Regions from separate parts of the Homo sapiens genome. Here region 1 is linked to region 2. Evidence: chromatin contacts called from ENCODE Hi-C or POLR2A ChIA-PET data. All regions are on one chromosome and are shown on one strand. The core of a region is the stretch at or near the end of the contact, and the rest is flanking DNA. Distances in the headings are between cores, read along the strand shown. Region 1 overlaps SIPA1L3 (signal induced proliferation associated 1 like 3). Region 2 has its middle 13 kb from the start of PPP1R14A.

The links. Hi-C counts contacts between places; a loop is a spot of excess contacts on that map. ChIA-PET counts read pairs that join two places held with the same protein, here RNA polymerase II (POLR2A). Pooled maps may share reads with other maps.
Region 1: a pooled map shows a loop between it and region 2 (2.0-fold over the local background). The contact joins two enhancer-like sites. A Hi-C loop is called at or near these places in 1 of 50 pooled maps. POLR2A ChIA-PET finds 5 or more read pairs at or near these places in 7 of 52 experiments (B cell, BJ, Caco-2 and 4 more).

What each region holds. Positions count from the first base shown.
Region 1 is chr19:37,925,259-37,932,240 of GRCh38, reverse strand. All of the region lies in intron 1 of SIPA1L3 (signal induced proliferation associated 1 like 3), which reads right to left. Among named protein-coding and RNA genes, the nearest start is that of SIPA1L3, 22 kb to the right of the region's middle. RefSeq lists a silencer at 5,958-6,027. Within about 2 kb of position 4,040, at least 5 of the 41 ENCODE cell types and tissues checked have a DNase peak (open chromatin) inside an H3K27ac peak, as active enhancers do.
Region 2 is chr19:38,240,358-38,246,450 of GRCh38, reverse strand. No RefSeq gene overlaps it. Among named protein-coding and RNA genes, the nearest start is that of PPP1R14A, 13 kb to the left of the region's middle. RefSeq lists an enhancer at 1,331-2,207. Within about 2 kb of position 2,435, at least 5 of the 41 ENCODE cell types and tissues checked have a DNase peak (open chromatin) inside an H3K27ac peak, as active enhancers do.

The DNA.
Region 1 (6,982 bases), core at 2,791-5,290, 320 kb after region 2:
CTGTTCACTGACAGAGCCAGGGCTGGACTTGTGCCCACACCGTCCCCTGCCCTGAGCTTGCGCCTGGATGCTTCATTCAGAACCGTACAATCTAAAGGCGGGCTCCTTGGCCCGTGCAGAGGAGGCACTAGCTCACAGAGGCAATGCAGCTTAATGATTAAACACGGTCGCTGGACTCTTCCAGCCAGCTTTGGAAGCACAACTGAACGGCTTTGGCTGGCTAATAATAACAACCACAACCGGAATGCTCACTGCACAAGGCGCTGTTCTAAGTGCTACATATGAATTCTCTCTCCTAACCCTCACAGCGACCCTCTAAGGAGGAACTATCAGCATTCTTATTTTACAGATGAGAAGTTCAACGAATAAGTCATAGGCTGGAGGTCACACAGGAAGAAAGTGCTGGGGTGGGGATCTAACCCAAGCAGAGGAGCTCCAAGGTTCCAGTTTTTACCCACTACTTTATTTATTTATTTTATTTTATTTTGAGACAGAGTCTTGCTCTGTCACCCAGGCTGGATGGAGTGCAGTGATGCGATCTCAGCTCACTGCAACCTCCGCCTTCTGGATTCAAGGGATTCTCCTGCCTCAGCCTCCCAAGTAGCTGGGATTACAGGCGTGCACCATCACACCCAGCTACTTTTTTTTTTATTTTTATTAAAGACGGAGTTTCAACATGTTAGCCACGCTGGTCTTGAACTCTCAACCTCAGGAGGTCCACCTGACTTGGTCTCCCAAAGTGCTGGGATTACAGGCATGAGCCACCGCGGCCGGCCTTAACCACTACTTTAGATCTCCTCTTGTAAGAAGAAGCAGGTGCTCCCACTGGGCCTCAGTTTCCTCATCTATGAAATGGGATGAAGAGTCAGTGAGAGCTTTATTATTATTTTTGTAGAGACAAGGGTCTCACTGTGTTGTCCAGGCTGGTCTTAAACTCCTAGCTTCAAGCGATCCTCCCTCCTCAGCCTCCCAAAGCGCTGGGATTACAGGCATGAGCCACTGTGCCTGGCCAAGTGAGATCTTTATGGTGAGCACTATGCTTGTGGCTCACAAAAATGCTCAACAATCAGCTGCACTTATCACATGCTGCCCTCAGAGTCAGTCAGGTCCACTTTATTCCTTCAAAATACCGAGTAATCAGCTCAGGTCAGAGTTTAAATTCCAGGCAGCTGAAGGAAAAGAAATTAAGAAAGGCTCTTACCATCCTTCTTTTCATCCACACACACAAATGTAAACAATGTCTATTCTGAGTCAGGCACTGGGACACAGTAGTAAACAAAAACCACATAAATCCTGCCCACAGGGAGCTTATAGTCCCCTGTGAATGAACTGGCACAGAATATTCAAAGATTAGCTGATACATATTGTATGAGTGCTGCTTTGGGTCGGGTGCTGTTGGGGGTTGGGGGGGAGGGGTGTCTAAGCATGTCACGTGCTTTGATGCATTCGAATCCTCCCAACAACCTAGGAGGACAGTACCATTACCAGCTCCACCTTACAGATACGGAAACTAAGACATGCAAGGCTAAGTGGCTTGCCCAAAGTAAAACAGGGAGCCCAAGATGGATCAAGAACTTGCACTCAGCAGTCTGGCTCAGAGCCCACACTGCATTCCTCAGCCCTTTGCAATCTCAAAGGGCAATGGCTTTACAGTGTGGCCACGAGCAGTAGCAACAGGTATCCTCAGGAAATTTCAGTCTGCAAAAGGGATGGTCACTCTTCATAGATTTTTTTTGGTAAGGGGGTGCAGGATTATAAAATATTTATTATAAGTCACATTTATGCTGGGCACGGTGGCTCACACCTGTAATCTCAGCACTTTGGGAGGCTGAAGTGGGAGGATCGCTTGAGCCCCAGGAGTTCGAGACCAGCCTGGGCAACAAAGTGAGACCTCGTCTCTATGAATGATTAAAAAATTAGCCAGGCATGGGCTGGGCACGGTGGCTCACGCCTGTAATCCCAGCACTTTGGGAGGCCAAGGTGGGAGGATCATGAGGTCAGGAGATCGAGACTAACACAGTGAAACCCCGTCTCTACTAAAAATACAAAATAGCCGGGTGTGGTGGCGGGCGCCCGTAGTCCCAGCTACTCGGGAGGCTGAGGCAGGAGAATCGCTTGAACCAGGGAGTCAGAGGTTGCAGTGAGCCGAGATCGCGCCACTGCACTCCAGCCTGGGAAACAGAGTGAGACTCCAACTAAAAAAAAAAAAAAAAAATTTGCCAGGCACGGTGGCATGCACCTGTGGTCCCAGCCACATGGGAGGTTGAGGCGGGAGGATTGCTTGAGCCCAGGAGATCAAGGCTGCAGTGAGCCATGATTACACCACTGCACTCTAGCCTGGGTGACAGAACAAGACTGTCTCTAAAAACAACAAACACATACATACATACATAGATACAGACATACATACATAAAAAGTCACATTTAATATGTTAATAGCAGAGGCCACGTTCTTAAGTACTTACCATGCGCTGGCCCCTGGGGGTAAGCACTTGACTGGCATCCTCTCCTTTCATCCAAGAACAGCCCTCAGAGGGGGAAACAGCCTTTGCAAGGAAGGGTAGGAGGAGGGGGGAGGGAGTCAGGAGCAGAGAGATGGGTGAGACCCAGGTGTTTCTGGGCAGAGTGAGTGAGTGCTCTCAAAGACCTCGCACTCTAACCTTCAGACTGCTGCCTCATCACCCAACTCAAGTTTCCCTGAATTGCCAGACAGAATACTTGGTATTCCAACAAGATTCAGAGTTCTTGTGGTACTGGGACTTTGTGCACAGTTTCAAAGGTGGGCATGATTAGAGAACAAAAAGCTAAGTCCTGATTCAGGTAATTACAAAACAAAGCTGGTAAGCACGATGACAAAAATGCATGGGCATTATGCTTTCCCTGTGTTCCACTTATTTCTGCAGCAAAACCAATTGTCTGCCTACCCAATATCCCTCCCCCTTTCCCAGTCCTTTCCTAAATGGTACTCTGATTTCATTCCTGTAGCCACTCTCCTCCCTGTGCTACCTACTTCAGGTAAGGCTGGCCCCGGCTCCAGCCCCAGCCCCAGCCCCAGCCCCAGAGGGTCAATCCTAATTGGCCCTTGGCTGGTTTCTCTGGGCAGGGTCACATATCACCATGCTGGCCAATGAGATATGAGGGAAATCTGGGAGGCAGGGAATCAATGAAAGGTTTCCTCACTCTTAAAGAGATACACAGCAAGTGAGAGATGCCCTCTTTCTGCTGCTGGATGTGGCACTGTCAGTGTGTGCCAACTGGAGCCTTGGCAGTCATCTTGTGGCCATGCAGGGAGCCTAGGGACACAGGAGACACACCATGGATGGCAGAGTGGCTTGAAGGAGAGGGATGGGGTCCCTGCAGGCATTGTGGAACTGCTTAGTCAACTCCTGTGCTGCTGTGCTGCCTACCTACAGGCTTCTTTGTTATATGAGATCATAAATCTCGTTATTTCAGGCCAATTTCATTTGGGCTTCCTATTACAGTAGCTCATGGTTCTCAAAACGTGCTTCCTGGACCAGGGGCACCAGTGTCACCACAAAATGCAAATTCTCAAGCTAGACTTACAGAATCAGGAACTTACAGAATCAGATGGGGCCCAGCAATCTGTGTTTTACCTAGCCCTCTGGGGATTCTGATCCTTGCTAGGGTTTTTTGTTTTTTTTGAGACGGAGTCTCACTCATTCTGTTGCGCAGGCTGGAGTGCAGTGGCATGATCTTGGCTCACTGCAACCTCTCAGAGCCTCCCAGGTTCAAGCAATTCTCCTGCCTCAGCCTCTCGAATAGCTGGGACCACAGGTATGTGCCACCACACCCGGCTAATTTTTGCATTTTTAGTAGAGATGGGGTTTTACCATGTTGCCCAGGCTGGCCTCGAACTCCTGGCCTCAAATGATCCACCTGCCTCGGCCTCCCAGAGTGCTGGGATTACAGATGTGAGCCACCACACCTGGTCTTGCTCGGGTTTGAAAACCACTGCAGTAGCACACAGAGCTTTAGAGTTAAGATACAGCTCTGGAGTCAGACTGCCTGAATCCAAATCACGTCACCATGCTGATACACTGTTGGTGGGAATGTAAATTAGCTCAGCCACTGGGGAAAGCAGTTTGAAGATTCCTCAAAGAACTAAAAATAGAATTACCGTTCGACCCAGCAATCCCATTTCTGGGTATCTACCCAAAGGAAAAGGAACCATTCTACCAAACGACACCTGCACTCCTACGTTCATCGCAGCACTCTTCACGATAGCATGTGAATCAACCCACAAAGCCAGGGAATCAACCCGGATGCCCATCAACAGCGGACTGGACAAAGATAATGTGGTACATATATACCATGGAATACTACACAGCCATTAAACAAGAATGAAATCATGTCTATTGCAGCAACATGGATGTAGCTGGAGGCCATTATCCTAAGTGAATGAATGCACAAACAGAAAACCAAATATCCAATGTTCTTACTTCTAAGTGGGATGCTAAACATTGCGTACACGTACACACACACACACACACACCCCATGTTCTTACAAGTGAGAGCTAAACATTGCATACACACACACACACACACACACACACACACACACACACCCCATGTTCTTATTCTAAGTGGGAGCTAAACATTGCATATACACACACACCCCATGTTCTTACTTCTAAGTGGGAGCTAAACATTGGGTACGTACACACACACACACACACACACACACACACACACACACACGAACAACAGACACTGAGAATTCCAAAAACCAAGAAGGAATGGGGCAAGGGTTGAAAATCTACCTACTGGGGGCTAGGCGCAGTGGCTCACGCCTGTAATCCCAGCACTTTGGGAGACCAAGGTGGGTGGATCACCTGAGGTCAGGAGTTCAAGACCAGCCTGTCCAACAAGGCAAAATCCAATCTCTACTAAAAAATACAAAAAAGTTTAGCCGGGCATGGTTGGTGGAGGCACCTGTAATCCCAGCTACTCGGGAGGCTGAGGTAGGGAGAATTGCTTAAACCCGGGAGGCGGAGGTTGCACTGAGCTGAAATTGCGCCACTACACTCCACCCTGGGTGACAGAGCGAGACTCCATCTCAAAAAAAAAAAAAAAAGGAAAAGAAAATCTACCTATTGGGTACTCTGTTCACTATTTGAGTGACAGGATCTGTACCCCAAACCTCAGCATCACACAATATACTCATGTAACAAACCTTCACATGTACCCTCTGAATCTAAAAAAAAAAAAATCATGCCACCACCTTTTTTTAGCTGCCTGACCTTGAACAAGTTATTCAAATTTAGTTACCTCATCTGCAAAGGGAGAATAATATCTTCCAGGGTTGTCGGGAGGCTTAAAGGAGTGGCTTCATGTGAAGGGCCCGGCACAGTGTCTTGCATGCAGCAGACGCTACATACATTGCCTACTTGCTGCTGCAGTTGTTGCTGCTGATGCTGTTACTACTGTTTGCAGCCAAAGGCTTACCAACTGACACAACTTCCCGACTGAGCTCTTCCAAAGTTGGCGCCATATCTCCTTTAAGGTTATTTCACCCCCACCCGCTCCCACAGGACCGAGGCCAGTGCCCTGGTTCCACAACGACTTGCAAGTCTCCCATCGCTACAGGGAGGTGCACGGCTCCTCAGGCCCCCTCCCCAAGCCTGAGCCACCTGGTCCCCGCAGAGATTCCCACAGACACCTCAAGCTGGGTGCTCTGCCAGCTACTCTGATGGGTGACTGATGCAGAATGCCCACGGGTTCCAGAGAGCACCCCCACCATGTGAGTCACACCAAACACCCAGCAAGAGTCCGCGGGTGCCCCTCCCTCTGGGAGCTGTGATTTCAAAACTGGTGGCACCAAGACGCAGAAAGCCAAAGTGACGAACATCAGAAGCCAGGTGAGGTCCCCGTGGAAAAGGGGCAGCCTCTTGCTGGGCTTAATAGCAAGCCCTGGTTTGAGGCCACAAGTAGGGCAGGGGTTTTCACGCCCTGGTGTTACAGGCACTGTTGGGCCTGTCACTGAAAGAGGATGGTGAGATGCAGGAGGAATCGGGGGAGGACTACCAACCCTCACAGCAAGAAAGGATTGGCCAAATTCCTCATGTTCCTGAAAGGAAGCTGTTAGGCTGAACCTCATAAAATTGCCAATATTCAACCATTCTTGACCCACGAAAGCACAATGTCAGGCAGTCCAACCTAATACAAGACAGGAAACTCACTCAGATAATGTAGTGTCAAGGAACTGGTCACCATCAGGAAACTGGAATTGTGGTGGTCTCTTGGGAAGGGAACTGGGTGCCCTATTTTTGTTGCTTTGGTTCCTTGTACATGTGGTCACTAGTCAAACTTTTCAAAAGTGTAATAAATCGGCCGGGCGCAATGGCTCACGCCTGTAATCCCAGCACTTTGGGAGGCCAAGGAGGGTGGATCACGAGGTCAAGAGTTTGAGACCATCCTGGCCATCATGGTGAAACCCCATCTCTACTAAAAATACAAAAATTAGCTGGGCATGGTGGTGCGTGCCTGTAGTCCCAGCTACTCAGGAGGCTGAGGCAGGAGAATCGCTTGAACCTGGGAGGCGGAGCTTGCAGCGAGCCAAGATTGGGCCATTGCACTCCAGCCTGGCAACAGAGTGAGACTCCGTCTCAAAAAAAAAAAAAAAAAAAAAAGTAATAAATCAATCAACCCTGAAAAATCTTAACCTTCTCAATCAGAGAAAAGACAAACCTGTGCAGGACCCTAAGAGATCTGCAAATATCTCCTCTCTACCCTCATCCCTCCCACTCTCCTGGGCTCATTCCGCTCCAGCCATGTGGGCCTCAATCTTACCAGGCCCCTCACCTCAGGGCCTTTGCACTGGCTGTTCCCACTCCCTCACCTCCTTCAGGTCTGGCCACTTTCCCAAGGAGGCCATCCCTGGCCACCCTTCCCAAAATTTCAACACCCTCCACCTTAACGCAGTCATGTGTTGCATAACACTGTTTCAGTCAACAATGGACCA
Region 2 (6,093 bases), core at 1,186-3,685:
CGCCTCAAAAAAAAAAAAAAAGCCCCAAAAGACACAGTGTACTTAACCCACCATGCGCCGCCCTCCCCGCCTTGTAGCCACACTAGCCTCCCCACCCAGCTGGCTCCTTGCCTCCCACCGTCTGTGGTCCGTTTCCCACTCAGCAGCCAGACAACGCCTTTTCTCACTCTCACCCTAACCTCCATCCACCCTGTTCTCTCTTCCTCTTTCCTCCAAAGGTTACCATTTTAAAAAGAAAATCAATTTCTTAGTATTACTGCAATATTTTTTTCTGCAAATACAAACAAGTGTGAAGCTATGTTCTAGTCACCCCTTTTGTACCAACAAGGCAGACATTCCGAACATTACTCTTTGCTTTTTTTAATTTTACTTTTTTTTAGAGACAGTCTCACTCTGTCACCCCGGCTGGAATGCAATGGTGCAATCATAACTTACTGCAGCCTCTAATTCCTGGGCTCAAGCAAGCCGCCTGCCTTAGCCTCCCACATAGCTGGGACTATAGGTGTGCACCACTATGCCCAGATAATTTTTAAATATTCTGTAGAGATGAGGTCTCACTATGTTGGTCAAGCTGTTCTCAAACTCCTGAGCTCAAGTGATCCTCCCGCCTCAGTCTCTCAAAGTGCAGGGATGACAGGCGTGAGACACCTTGCCGGCCATTTAACAACTTACCCTGGGCCAGGTGTGCTGGCTCATGCCTGTCATCCCAGCAATTTGGGAGGCCGAGTCAGGAGGATCACCTGAGGTCAGGAGTTCGAGACCAGCCTGGCCAATGTGGTGGAACCCCGTGTCTACTAAAAATACAGAAAAAAAAAATTAGCCGGATGTGGTGGTGCATGCCTGTAGTCCCAACCATTCCAGAGGCTGAGGCAGGAGAATTGCTTGAATCTGGGAGGCAGAGGTTGAAGTGAGCCGAGATCATGCCACTGCACTCCAGTCTGGGCGACAGAGCGAGACTCCGTCTCGGGGCGGGGGGCGGGGAGGCAGGGCCCAGTGGCTCACGCCTGTAATCCCAACACTGGGAGGCCGAGGCGGGCGGATCACAAGGTCAGGTGATCGAGACCATCCTGGCTAACAAGGTGAAACCCCGCCTCTACTAAAAATACAAAACAATTAGCCGGGCGTGGTGACAGGTGCCTGTACTCCCAGCTACTCAGGAGGCTGAGGCAGGAGAATGGAGTGAACCCAGGAGGCGGAGCTTGCCGTGAGTGGAGATCGCGCCACTGCATTCCAGCCTGGGTGACAGAGCGAGACTCCGTCTCAAAAAAACTAAATAAATAAAAAATTAAAACCCATCCTGAAGACATTTCATGTCACCACTTTTCACAGTCACCACTTTTCACAGCCTTTCCTTGGTAGTCCTCCTGGCCACACTGCGCCCTGTCACCTTCCTGCCTTCAGCCCTCTGCTGTCTGACCCTCACCCACACCAGCTTCTCTCCCGTCCTCAGACCCACCTACCGGCCCCTCCATGACCCGTGGCCACATTGCCTCTGCCTGCAGTTCTCCCCGTGTTTCTCTCATCCTCACCATCATGTAGATGTCATCTCAGAGAGGTGTTCTGCAGCACCTAATCTAAGGAGCACCCTCAGTCACTATCCTGTCACTTGACCGATCGATCGATTGATTGATTTTAATTTTTTTGGAGACGGAGTCTCACTCTGTTGCCCAAGCTGGAGTGCAGTGGCATGATCCCTACTCAATGCAACCTCCACCTCCTGGGTTCAAGCAATTCTCTGCTTCAGCCTCCCGAGTAGCTGGGATTATAGGCACCTGCCACCACGCCCAGCTAATTTCTTTGTATTTTTAGTAGAGACAGGGTTTCACCATCCTGGCCAGCCTGGTCTTGAACTCCTGACCTCATGATCCACCTGTCTCGGCCTCCCAAAGTGCTGAGATAACAGGTGTGAGCCACCGTGCCCTGCTGATTTATTTATTTTTTTATAGAATTTATTGGCCAGGCGTGGTGGCTCATGCCTGTAATCCTAGCACGTTGAGTGGCCGAGGTAGGAGGATCACTTGAGGCCAGGAGTTCCAGACCAGCCCAGGGGAGACCCTGTCTCTACAAAAAATAAAATTAGCTAGACGTGGTGGTGCATGCCTGTGTTCTTAGTTACTCTGGAGGCTGAGGTGGGAGTATTGCTTGAGCCCAGGAGTTTGAGGCTGCAGTGAGCTATGATTGCACCACTGCACTCCAGCCTGGGAAACACAGCAACACCCTATCTCAAAAAAAAAAATATTACACTCTGGTCTGTCTATTCTATTGTCTGTTCACCGCCCCCCACCACCATCTTCAGAATATTAGCTCCTCGCCTACCTTGAAAAGCGCTGTGTTCCTGTGTAGAACGGCGCCGGGCGCACAGTAGGCGCTTGCCCAAGAACCGTACTCCCAGGTGGCCACGTTGTCTCCAAGCACCGCAGCCCTCTACGTGTGGACGTGAGGCCTCAGCGCCCCCTCGTGGCTATGTGAATTGGTTTTATTTTATTTTATTTCTTTGTTTTGTTTTTTTTTTTTAATTTTCGTTTCTCCTTTTTACTTTTTCTGTTTTGTTTCTTTGTTTGTTTTTTGAGACAGAGTTTTTGCTCTTGTCCCCCATGCTGGAGCGCAATGGCGCGATCTCGGCTCACTGCAACTTCCACCTCCCAGGTTCAAGCGATTCTCCTGCCTCAGCCTCCTGAGTAGCTGGGACTACACACGCGCCACCATGCCTGGCTAATTTTTGTATTTTTAGTAGAGACGGGATTTCACCATATTAGTCAGGCTGGTCTCAAACTCCTGACGTCAGGTAATCCACTCACCTCGGCCTCCCAAAGTGCTGGGATTACAAGCGTGAGCCACCGCACCCGGCTGTTTTGTTTTCATATCTTATCTTTTTTTTTTTTTTTTTTTTTTTTTTTTAGAAAGGGGTCTTGCTCTGTCGCCCAGGCTGGAGCACAGCAGCACTATGATAGCTCACTGCAGCCTCGAAATCCTGAGTTCAAGCGATCCTACCTGCTTCAGCCTCCTGAGTACCTGGGACTACAGGCACCCGCATCATGCCCGGCTTGAAGTGGTTTTTGTTTGTTTGTTTGTTTTGAGACTGAGAATCGCTCTGTCACTGAGGCTGGAGTGCAGTGGCATGATCTCGGCTCAATGCAATCTCCGCCTCCCGGGTTCAAGCGATTCTCCTGCCTCAGCCTCCTCAGTAGCTGGGATTTCAGGCACGCGCCACCATGCCCGGCTAATTTTTGTATTTTTAGTAGAGACGGGGTTTCGACATGTTGGTCAGGCTGGTCTCGAACTCCTGACCTCATGATCTGCCCAAGAGTTTGCAGTGAGCCGAGATCCTGCCATTGCACTCTGGCCTGGGCCACAGAGCAAGACCTTCCTCTCAAACAAACAAAAAAAAGAATAATGTCTCCAGCTCCATCCAAGTGGCTGCAAAATACATGATTTCATTCCTTTTAACGGCTGTATATGTACCACATTTCCTTTATGCACTCATTGGTTGATGGGCAGAACTTTTTTTTGAGACACGGTCTCACTCTGTTGCCCAGGCTGGAGTGCAGTGGAACCATCATAGCTCACTGCACCCTCAAACTCCTGAGCTCAGGTGATCCTCCCACCTCAGCCTCCCAAGTAACTAGGACTACAGGCACGTGTCATCACACCTAATTTTTTTTTCCTTAGACGAAGTCTCGCTGCTGCCCACTGTGCCCGCCCACAGCAATCTTCATCAAAATTCCAGATGAACTTTGGGAGGCTGAGGCGGGTGGATCACCTGAGGTTAGGCGATCGAGACCAGCCTAACCAACATGGTGAAACCCCATGTCTAGTAAAAATACAAAAATTAGCAGAGTGTAGTGGTGCATGCCTGTAATCACAGCTACTTGGGAGGCTGAGGCAGGAGAATTGCTTGAACCCAGGAGGCGGAGGTTGCAGTGAGCCGAGATTGTGCCGCTTGGGTTCAAGCAATTCTCCTGCCTCAGCCTCTTGAGTAGTTGGGATTACAGGCATGAACCACCACGCCCGGCTAATTTTTTTGTATTTTTAGTAGAGAAGGGGTTTCATCATATTGGTCAGGCTGGTCTCGAACTCCTGACCTCATGTGATCCACCCACCTTGGCCTCCCAAAGTGCTGGGATTACAGGCGTGAGCCACCGCGCCCAGCCTTGGAGGCCATTATTCTAAGTAAAGTAACTGAGGAATGGAAAACCACAAACCGTATGTTCTCACTTGTAAGCGGGAGCTAAGGTATGAGGACACAATGGCATAAGAATGATATAATGGACTCTGGGACTTGGGGCAGGGAAGGTTGGGAGGTGGTGAGGGATAAAGACTACATACTGGATACAGTGTACACTCTTCCAGTGACAAGTGCACTAAAATCTCAGAAGTCACCACTAAAGAACTTATCCATGCCAGGCGCGGTGGCTCACGCCTGTAATCCCAGCACTTTGGGAGGCCGAGGCGGGTGGATCACGAAGTCAGGAGATTGAGACCATCCTGGCTAATATGTTGAAACCCCGTCTCTATTAAAAATACAAAAAAATTAGCCAGGCATGGTGGCGGGCGCCTGTAGTCCCAGCTACTCAGGAGGCTGAGGCAGGAGAACGGCATGAACCCGGGAGGCGGAGCTTGCAGTGAGCCGAGATCGCGCCACTGCACTCCAGCCTGGGTGACAAAGCAAGACTCCATCTCAAAAAAAAAAAAAAAAAAAGAGCTTATCCATGTAACCAAAAACCACCTGTACCCCAAAACTATTGAAATTTTTTAAAAAATTTAAAAATAATCCTACTAAAGTGTCCCTATGTAGCAGCACATACAAAAATAGACTCCAGATAGAATAAAGACCTAAATGTAGAGTATAACAATTGAGTTGGCTGGGCGCAGTGGCTCACACCTGTAATCCTAGCACTTTGGGAGGCCGAGGCAGGTGGATTGCTTGAGCTCAAGAGTTTGAGACCAGCCTGGGCAAGACGGTGAAACCCCGTCTCTACTAAAATACAAAAAATTAGCAGGACGTGGTGGCATGCACCTGTAATCCCAGCTACTCGGGAGGCTGAGGCAGGAGAATTGCTTGAACCCGGGAGGTGGAGGTTGCAGTGAGCCGGGATCACACCACTGCACTCCAGCCTGGGTGACAGATGGAGACTCCGTCTCAAAAAACACAAAAAAAACAACAAAAAACACCAATGGAGTTGATTATGGAAAATGGAAGAGAATATCACTGTGACATGCCAAATTATTTCTCACTCTCCCATCAAAAGGTGGTGTCTCATTCCCTTCCCCTTGTATTTTTTTTCTTTGAGACAGAGTCTCACTCTTTTTGCCCAGGCTGGAGTGCAGTGGCGCAATCTTGACTCACTATAATCTCTGCTTTCCGGGTTCAAGTGATTCTTGTGCGTCAGCCTCCTAAGTAGCTGGATTACAAGCGTGTGCCACCATGCCCGGCTAATTTTTGTATTTTTAGTAGAGATGGGGTTTTGCCATATTGTCCTGGCTGGTCTCGAACTCCTGACCTCAGGTGATCCGCCCCCCTAGGCCTCCCAAAGTGCTGGCAACTCTCTGTCTTCTGCAAGTGTGTGCCCTCATTGGTTAGCATGGTTGGAGGAAACACAAGTTTTCACTTTAAATTCCTGACCCTCCCCTCCAGGCGTCCACTGGGGTGGGAGCCACGCTCCATACCTCCCTTGCTCATAGTGAGGGTTCCAAGTGTGTCTCTCTCCTTTCCCCATCCTTGCTCACAAGCTTCACTAGAAGAGAACACCCTAATTCCCTCGTCTCCTGCCGACTGCCCCACCTCCTGGCTTCTGTGCTGGTAAGTGCTTTTGGGTCCTGTTGGGATGGATCAGCTGTCTCTAACGTCACCCCCCTTGGGGATTTCCCCCATTTTCTTTTTTTTTTTTTTCTTTTTTGAGATGGGGTCTCTGTCACCCAGGCTGGAGTGCAGTGGCACCATCATGGCTCCCTGAAACCTCAACCTCCTCGGGCTCAGATGATCCTCCCACCTTAACCTCCCAAGTAGTAGCTGGGATTACAGGCACGTGCCATCATGCCCGGCTACCTTTTTTTTTTTTTTTTTTTTTTTTGTAGAGACGGGGTTTTGCCATG